Linked DNA regions of Mus musculus: region 1 is linked to region 2. The links are chromatin loops, found by intact Hi-C in ENCODE. Cell type or tissue: heart. All regions are shown on one strand.

Region 1 (5,000 bases), 150 kb before region 2:
GTCATACTTTAAGTGCCTTAAATGCCTCACTTATTCCTTCAGAACTTCCAAAGGCTTTGTAGGATTTTTTTAATTCTCATTTTTGGAAATTTCCAACCTAATCTATATATAAATCCTTCTTTATTAAAACTATTTCTTTCTTTCGATCATTCTAACATTTTATATTTGTTATATCATAAGATACAATAAGTTTAACAAATAAATTCACATTCTACTATGACAACATTTGTTCAGGGGTGGTGAACAAGCTATGTTTATCCCCTCTTTCTAAGTTCTCAATGGCACCACATCTCAAAATTATCATAGTTCAATGAAAGATGTCAGTGAATTCACTGGGTTTACATACACAAAATTGACAAGGTGTTTCTTATGAGACTGTGGATATTCTAAAATCAGTCACATTAAAAATGCCTTCCTCGGGCTGGAGCAATAGCACAGTTGTTAAGAGCATGTACTGCTCTTCCAGAGGACCTCAGTTCAATTCCCAGTAAGCACATGGTGGCTTGCAACCATCTGTAATGGAATCCAACACCCTCTTCTGGTGTGTCTGGGGACAGCTACAGTGTATATTCATGGACATAAAAAAAATAAATCTTAAAAAAAAATGCCTTACTAACACTTAGCTTATCCTTGTCTGTTGGGATCTGTGAGTATCAAATTCTTTGTTTCCTTTGTTAGTATGCCACTTTTGGAGGCATGTGGCTGGGAAAACTTTTAGGTTCTTTTGAGGAGCCATTAAATCTGTAAGGTAGAAGTTACTAGAATCAGAACAAAACAAAACATTAAGATGCAAAATGAATACTTTGTAAGTCTGATATTTCTTCTTTGTGTAATAGGGATACTATTGACTCGGTGGGACCATCAAGAATAATGGTGGCTACCATTTGATCTTGTGCCATGTGGTTATATTACTAACCTGGTAAAATTAAATGGCCTATGTTTTATGATATCATTATCAAAAAAAGACACCAAGTCCCATGATTGCTTACATTTTAGAGGATTCCTTAGGTGAAATTTAGAACAACCGAAGAAGTAGTGGGTTTCTGTTGTATGTGAACTGGGCCCCTGAGTAGAGTAAACCTATTTCCCATCAGGGAATTCCAGGTTCTTGCATAGCCCCCTTATGACTTTCCTTGGGGCAGGAAGGAAGATGCTGATACTATGAAAAAGAGGACTGGGAAGGCAGATGAGAGAAGAGACAGGAGCTGATTTCACATAGCACAGCAAAATCTTTGTGCTAACCCTGAGCCTAACCCTAAACCTGTAACCCTAACCACTCTAACCCTAATCTAAACAATCTTTATCTTAATTCTAACCCTCTAATCCCCTAACTCTAACCCTGTATCCTGTAAGGGAGTTTTCTTAATTATTTCTTTTGAAGTGAGAAACCCTTGCTATATCTTGGTCTTTTGAGAGTTTAAGATCCACCTTTAATCCAGGCTACACATTCTTTCTGAAACCTACATACATAAAGGACCTTAAACAGGAAAGTTCTTTCAAATTGTCTACTTCTTTCCCTATATTTTTTAGCAAGGTGTTTTGTTTGTTCATTCATTCGTTTTGTTTTGTTTCTAAACTGCATTAGTAAGTACGTATTTCTTCAGAATTATGGTAAGTTCTCAAGATCTGCTGAGATATCAAGCAATGTGAACTCAACAAGTCCTTGATTTTTCTTGTTTCCCTTGGCAATGAACGTGCTCAGCCATTATTGGGCTAGGAGGACCACTGTCTGTGAGACATTCTATTAATCCCCTTTCTACATACATAGAGAAATTCGTCCTATGAGATGAGGTACATTTATCTGTACTAATTAATACAAGTGTGGTTTGTCTCCACCCTGCCACTGAGGAAGATGCGCTGGCTAACAACAGTGCTCTACACTGTTTGTCATCTCTTTCCTGCTTTTCTCCCAAGGTTGTTTCATACCTTTTTGGTGAAAAGGACCTGCAGTTTCCCTGAAGCCAGCATCAAGCTACAAAACAAAACTCTTGTATCCTAAAATCCTCTTTCATATTAATATCCTGGGCATCCTTCCACTGGTGAGCCAGAATGATACCTCCACTCTCAGTTCATAAAAGGCTATCCACCTTGATTTCAGGAAGAAGGGAAAGTGCTGTGAGGAAAGCTCAAGCAAGCCAGGAAGTAGGTCATGGTGAGTGCAGGACCACTGTCAAAACGGGAAGTAGGGGGCAGCTGAACAGCCTGAGCTCCCAAGGCTTGGAGGATAGACACAAATGCTACTGGAGAGCAAGTCAGACCAGAGATCTGGAAAAGGTCTGACCCGGGACTGCAAGCTCTATTTAACCCTGAGGAGGGGTAAGACTCACTGGCCCATCAAGGCCCCCAGGCGGACCTGCAAGTCAGACAATGAGGGTTGTTTAGGGTGGCTTCCTGCCGGTTCGTTTTGTTGTGCAGGCATGAATAGTCCTTTCTGTCCTGCTTTGAGTACTGCGTTGGGTGCGGTGGGGGACCTTAAGCGAGCTCCGAAATTGAGACATGGTGAGTGCTAGATCACTGCCCACAAAGGGGAGGAGCAGGCGGATGAACAGCCTGAGCGACGATAGTGGATCCTCTTCCAGGGCTGCATGGGACCACAGATAGATGAGGCTCTAGGAGGACAGACACCAAAAGCTACCCGAATGCAAACGACTCCCGAGATCTGTAAAAGGACCTGCCCCGGACAGGAAGCACACTTTAAACTAGAGGAGGGGTAAGACTCGCTGGCCAATCAAGGCTTCCGGGCGGAACTGCCAGTCACACAACGACTCGGTTTCTTCCGGAAGCCTTACTGGAAGTTTGTTTTTTGCTGTACAGGCTTGAATGTTTCTCCGTGTCTTCTTTGAGCGCTGCTATTGGGTGCTGTGAGGGGACGTCAAGTAAGCTCCGTTTTTGAAACATGGTGAGCGCATGGTTACTGTCTATAATGGATAGGGGCAGGTGGCTGAGCAGTGGGAGCTGAGGTGGTGGGTCCTCTCTGGGGCTGGATGGGAAGCCTCAGCCAGATGTAACCAGATGTGGCCAATTGTGCGGACCTTTGTGATGCTCCTCACTTGCTAAAACAGGCGGTGAACTCTGAATAACATCAGTATCAGGGCTGAATCAGCTCAAAACATTAGGATTAGGGGCTTGCTTGTAGAAATATCACGGGCAGGATGCCAAACATGGAAAGCCCTAGTTTCTCTTGAATCTTCTATAAGTTTTGCCCCCAGCATTTACCTATTAAGTATAAGATCCATTTGTAGTTAATTTTGTGGAGCTGTTAAAAGGCATCTCATGTGTTGGGTAGCACTCCCATGTTAAGCTGAGATGTAGAAGAGTAGAATTGATGATGTAAAGGGTTTACCAAGCTTAGGAAATAGTGACAGTAAGTAGCATTTAGCTGATGGAGGACTGTGTCAAAAACACCCCACAGGTTAGTATGCTAAGCAGGCCGGTTAGAGACTAGGATGCTAGGATTCACATGTTAGCTCACCAGGTTTGTCTACACAGCTGGCTCCAAACTATAACAAAGGAGAGACAACTGTGATGTACAATCAGCCACTTGGCCCATGCTCAAAGCAAAAAGCAGGTCTGTAACAAGCTGCTCAATCCATCCTTAACAGAGTCACAACCAACATGAAGGCCTGGTGTGCCTAAAGCTCCCATTGTCTAATTGAGAAAAGCATTGTTCTGCCACTCCACTGGTTGACATCCATTTGAGAAGGAAAAACACCTATGTGCTTGCAGACAGGAGCTGAGCATGGCTGTCCTCTGAGAGTCTCTACCAGTAACTGAGACAGATGCAGATACTTACAGCCAACCAATGGACTCCAGTCAGGGACCCTATGGAAGAGTTAGGGGAAGGATTGAAGGAGCTATAGGGGATGCCAGTCCCTTAAGAAGACCTATAGTATCATGTAACCTAGACCCCCGGGAGCTCAGAGAGACCAAGCCATCAACCAAAGAGAATACATGGGCTGGTCCATGGTCCCAGGAACATATGTAGCAGAGGACTGCTAATCTGTACCGAATAGGAGACTATACACCTAATCTTGTAGACTTGATTCCCCCGGGAAGAAGAATGAGGAAGGTGAGGAGTGGATGAGAGGAGTGGAGATGGAGTGATGGAGCAAGGTGTCACAGGCAAAGGGAAGGGGGAGGAGCGTAAAGAACCTTGGGAGGGGCAACAAGACCATGGGCCACAGTTAGAATGTAAATAAATAAACAGAGAGAGATGGAGAGAGAGGGAGAGAAGAAAGAAACATTGTTGTATGGAGGGCTAGCCTTATCAAGTAAATCTTTCCCTAAAGTTCTCATGTATAAAGAATGATATAACTGCTTCTCAAACCCGGGAACTTACTTTGCAGAGCCAATAATGGTCTGGAGCCTAGGCCTTGGGAGCTTTTTCTGAGGTTACAATGTATTGAGAATTAAATAGAGTTCCCTTTCTAAAGCCAGGAAAGTCCTTGGGAGAGCTGGTAATGGCCTGGGGCCAAGGCCTTCATGATAGTTTATATCCTCAGAACCCAACTCTTTTTTTTTTTCTTTTTTCTTTTTTTTAAATTTTTTTTATTTATTTGTTTGTTTGTTTATTTATTTATTTATTTATTTATTGAGACAAGGTTTCTCTGTGTTGCCCTGGCTGTCCTGGAACTCACTCTGTAGATCTGGCTGGCCTTGAACTCAGAAATCCGCCTGCCTCTGCCTCCCGAGTGCTGGGATTAAAGCGTGCGTCTTTACTGCCCAGGAGTAATGTTCTTGAGATAAGGGGTAACCTCCTTGTGCAGCTTCTTAGAGGAAGGTGAGGTCTTCTTAGAAGTCTCCCATTGATTTCCATCTTCCCTCTGTAAGTAGAATACAAGCTGCTATTCTTAAGAGCTTTACTTAGCACAAGACATGGCTTTTGCAACACCTCTCCACCACAACTTCTATTCATTCTTTTTTTCTTTTTTAAAGATTTGTTTTGTGTGTATATATATATATATATATATATATATATATATATGAATATGATTGCTCTC
Region 2 (5,000 bases):
TCATTCATTCTCACTTTCCAAGTCACTGCTGGTAATCTCTACCTCGGGACCATTGTGGGATTGGCACCTCATTGTTATTTTCATACATGGGTCTTTTCCCAGCTGTCCTGCCTCCTGTATGTCTCCCTATCATGGAGACATATTTTCTTCCACATTGATTCCCTGGTAAATATATATATGTATGTATTAATAATATATATATTTGCACAGTCCAGATCTTAAGTTTAGACAGCTTTTTATCACTGAGACAAATACCTGAGATAATAAACTTAAACAGAGTCAGACTTAGTTTGATTTGTGGTCAGAGATTCCAGCCAAGCTGTGGATCACGTGGCTAAGCTCTTTGAGCCTAAGGCAGCACATTACATCACTGAGGGAGCATATGGTACAGGATGCTACTTTCCTCATCTCAGGGCAGCCAGGAAGTACAAACAATAGAGAAGTCAGGGTACCATATCCCCTTCAAGGACATACCCCAGTGCTTAAACTCTCATTAGGCCTCACCTCCTAAAGGTTCCACCATCCACCAGTAGCACCATGTGCCTTTAGCACATGAGCCTTTTTGGGGATCATCAAAATCTATACTACATGGATAACGGTGAGCTTTGATGGCATGGATGTAAAGAATAGAAAAATACTGGACTTTGAATCTCTCAAGTGTAGAAAATGACAAGGATTTTCATTCTTGGATCACTGGGATCACTGTTAGTAACACTAATCTTTATATGGGTAGTAGAATCATGTTTGATTATCTTTCCCGGTATGTGGATTAGTTTTTTCTAAGCCAGTAGCAAAGTTTGATGGTTCCTAGGAGCTGGAAAAGCCTCCTTCATCTCGTTTTTTGCTGAAGCATGCTTTGAGCACTTAGTTGCAAAGGTGGTTTGTAAGTGAAAGAATTAAAACATACTGGAAGAAATTATGGCCTAGAGGAAAAAGGAGACCAGAATAAATTTACTACTGTTGTAAAGTTGTAATGTGATGGGTAGTGTAGTCATAACAGCGGGAGAAAATAGTATGGCAACTAATTATTAAGAAGAATTAGCTGTAGGTAGAGTAAGTCTGTAGTTCTGGAGATTTGAGAGCTCTCAGAAGACAGCATTTGTGGCCTGGTTTTCAGGCAACAGTAAAGTGATGGGTACTATCAGTTACACATTTTGTTTCAAAATAGCTTTTGTATCCTGCTATAAATATGCAACTAAAAGTTATAAAGATCATCTTGTCTTTACATTGGAGGGGTTGAATAAAGAAGAAAAGAAAGTAGCTAACATTTATTCGGTTCCCACACGGTTCTTAGTTCTTCCTTGTAACTCATCCAAACTGAAAGATACCATAACTGGGAATACTGAGGCACAGTAGTAATGAAAAGGGAAGAAATTCAGCTTAGGTCAGCTTTTACAAAGCTTACTGAACAACAATTGAAAGGAAAAGGGAATAAGATATGTGTATTTAAAGTCCAAAAATTGGGTAGCCCTATACAGTTGGCCTTTGGTGAGGAGTCCCTTGCCAGCAAGGTAAAATGGCAAATTCCACCATGCTATGATCTTATGAGAGGAAGAAGTCATGTTACCAGACCGAAGACCAGAAAATAGATAGACTTAGTTTTGGGTTTTGTTTTTGTTTTTTTTTTCCTGAAAACAAGTTTTATTTAAATAAAGGTTTAAATACCTTACATAACATTAAAACTGGAAGGGAAAAGAAAACAACGAAAAAAACTCAAAGTGAAACAACAAAAGTTTGTTACTTCATATGACACTGGACAGCTGCTGCTAGTGATTTGAAACCTCTGCAGCTAGCCACAGGACCTGTGGCATCAGCTTGACTAATAACAAGCTACCTTCATCCTTCAGTGTCTCTCGGCTAGGATATATCTGATTCAAAAGACGACCCTGGTGGCCAGCAATATGTTTATCACCTCTCTGAAAAGGTGGCCCTTTCTGAATTCTGCCTACCTAGTCAGACACCAGGGGTTCTTTTTACTGGCAGGGACTCCCTCTAGTGGTATAGCTGGTGTGGTACTCCAGCTTCTCTTTGACCTGGGCCATTGTAATGGTGAAATTCTCTTAGTGCAGGGGACTATGCTTGACTGAAACATTGTTATCGCTCTGTTTCAGGATGTAAGCTGCCAGGTCTTACTGTTTGAGCTGTTTAAATGAGGGACTTGAAGACTAAGCAACATGGCTCTTTTCAATTTATTGCATGAAGGAGTTACACTAGTCCAGATTAAAAGAGGACCCCAGATTGTTACATTATACAGGCTTTGAGGTTTTTAAACCCCTGACAAGGGACAGAAGGGAGATTGTACTCATTGCAAGAAAGTTCTCACAGAAGGTTCAGAGAGTCACAGCAGTTAAAACCATGAACCTTCTGCTGATTGTCCTTAGCTAGTTCAGTCTCTGTCAGAAAATGGCATGTGTTCTTGTGCTGGTCACCTGGAGCTGAATTACTTCTTCATATTCTGGATGCTCAATTATAGTACAATTGTAGGCAAATTTCTTCTTAAATGCCTTCACTAGTTCCTTTTTGTGGTAAATCATTAGCAATCCCTTGGACAGTAGTAAGGGTTTTCCTGCCGTTTCTCTGTTGAATTCTTACATGGGTATAATCCTCAGTGCCTGCAGAAAGGAGGCCATCACCCTTACTTACATCAGCAAAGGGGTCGAAAGAGTGGAGGTTCTGGACAGGAGACATAGGATATGATTTCTTTTCCTCGGTAGAAACCCTGCAGAAGACAGCTACAGGAGAAGTGGGGAGGAGGAGGGGGACCGGATACAACACAACAGGGATTATCAGGACTCTAGGAGGCTGGAGGGGGCGGCAACTGAGTCCACAGCAGTGGCTCAGTGACTGGACTAGTCTTGCTTTTTTACAGGAACACTTACAAGAACTATCTAAGATCTAGTGAAAACTACTTTAATTCCTCTCAAGAGGACATATCCCCAAAAGCTAAAGGGTCCACCATTGTACTGTGTATTGTGTCTCCTTCTGATACATGAACGATTGAGAAACAATCAGATCATACACAGGTACCTTCTTTTATAAAAAGTTTACATAAAAGGGATGAATTGAAATATAAGATGGAGACCAGGCATGGTGACCCTAGTACTTTGGAAGGAGGTAGAAGCAGAGGCAGGAGAATCTCTATGAGTTCAAGCCAGCCTTGTCTACAAAGGAAGTTCTAAGGTAGGCTATACAGTGAGACTCTATGTATAAAATTTCCAGATAGATTTGTTGAACATCTTCAGTTGTTAGGTAGATAAACAATGGCTAAGTTACAAGGATCTTTTCTAGTCTTTACAGGCCTGGAGATCAAGTAACATTCCCATTACAAATAAGAATTAAGCCATCTGTCTACTCGGGAAGTCTCATGACTTGGAATCTGTCCTGCCTTACAGCTCCTTAACCCTCATGAAGAGTCACCACATACGGAGTTTGCTGTCCCTGAATCAGATCTGAGGGGGAGGTGGGCTGCAGAGACTGTTAAGATATGTAAGCAGTTGTATGGTATTTCCAGGGAGGTATCAATGCTGCTCTGGGGAACATGGAAGAGGACAACTGGAGATGGCATTTCTATGACACTGTGAAAGGCTCCGACTGGCTGGGGGATCAGGATGCCATCCATTACATGACAGAGCAAGCTCCTGCCTCTGTGGTTGAGGTAACTGACGGGAAACTCTTGTGTATGTGCTCTGCTTGTATTACAAAAGAATCAGTGTAAAAATAAAAACGGGCTGGGGATAAGGCTCCTGGAGAATGCATGCCTACTGCAATTGAGCTCTAGGGTCCCATCCCTGGTAATGATGAGCCAATGAGGAAAGTTTTTCCTGTAACTATTCAGTTCATTTAAGAAGATAGTTTATTCTCCCGGAATTATCAGTGTTTTCATAGAATATGCTAGTATTGAAGTTTAGGTTTTGGGTTTGGTGCAAATTTGGTACAAAAATGAGGTTTTTTGTTTGTTTGTTTTGTTTTTTACTTGTTTAAGATAATATATTTTTGCTTGTTTTGTGTTTCACAGCTAGAAAATTATGGTATGCCATTTAGCAGAACTGAAGATGGGAAGATTTATCAGCGTGCATTTGGTGGACAGAGCCTCAAGTTTGGGAAAGGCGGGCAGGCTCATCGGTGTTGCTGTGTGGCTGATCGGACAGGCCACTCACTCTTACACACGTTGTATGGAAGAGTAAGGCTGACTTGGTGTTAAGGATGGTATTTATGATAACAGTGGAAATGTCATCCTATGGGTTATTTTTTAAAAAAGAAAAAAAAATAATGTTCTACCTTGATAGCTGTGACAAAGACTGAAACCAAAATCGACTTAGGGAAAGGTTTTGTTTCACTTTATAGTTTTAGTCCATCATGAAGAGAAGTCAGGGCAAGAGCTTGAGGAAGGAATTGCTGTGCAACCCTTGGAGGAACATTGCTTGTGACTTGTTTCCTATGGCTTGCTCAGCCTACTTTTATATATAGCTCTGAACCTGCCATGGTATGGTACCACACCCAGTGGCAGGACCCATTCACATCATCAGTAAAGGAAATGCCTCCAAAGGCCTGCCTTTAGTCCAACTTTATGGTAACATTTTTTTCAGTTGAGGGTCTTTCTTTGATGATTCTAGTCTGTCAAATTGACAAAAAAATTAACACAGATAGTAAGATACCTGAAATAATTATTAATCTGAAAGTATTGAACACATATTGTGAAAGCTGTCTCTAAGTCAGTATGTTACTCCTTATGTCTGTATTGGAAAGTTGAGTTGGTAATCATTTCTTACTATTTTGAATTTGTGCTGCATAACATGCCAAGAACAGAGAAAGTACTCTTTCTTTCTAACATAATATTATTACTGATTTTTTGGGGGAGGAGTTTCACATCATGTACCCTAGTCACACTCACTTCTCAGTCTTCCCAGGTGTGCCCCCAGTCTTGTGCAACCTCCTGGATTCCCACCACCAAAAAGGAAAACAAGACCAGTTTCTTTTGCCCATATACTCACTGGGGCATG

The links. Peaks named below come from ENCODE experiments on the same cell type or tissue, not always from the same donor. Only the 100,000 strongest peaks of a DNase experiment are listed, where the experiment ranks them.
Region 1: it touches region 2 in a loop (2.5-fold over the local background); 4 of 42 quality-filtered maps call a loop at or near these places.

Annotation. Positions count from the first base shown.
Region 1 is chr13:74,491,749-74,496,748 of GRCm38, reverse strand. It overlaps Zfp825 (zinc finger protein 825), which reads left to right and starts at 2,788. Exons shown (of 5, transcript NM_001377115.1): 1 at 2,788-2,899. In heart, no CTCF peak of the experiment used is centred here; a DNase peak (open chromatin) is centred at 2,728; H3K4me3 peaks cover 1,363 bases; H3K27ac peaks cover 988 bases.
Region 2 is chr13:74,338,227-74,343,226 of GRCm38, reverse strand. It overlaps Sdha (succinate dehydrogenase complex, subunit A, flavoprotein (Fp)), which reads left to right. Exons shown (of 15, transcript NM_023281.1): 4 at 3,512-3,655; 5 at 4,016-4,180. Among named protein-coding and RNA genes, the nearest start is that of Sdha, 9.5 kb to the left of the region's middle. In heart, a CTCF peak has its summit at 2,001 (motif pointing left); no DNase peak of the experiment used is centred here.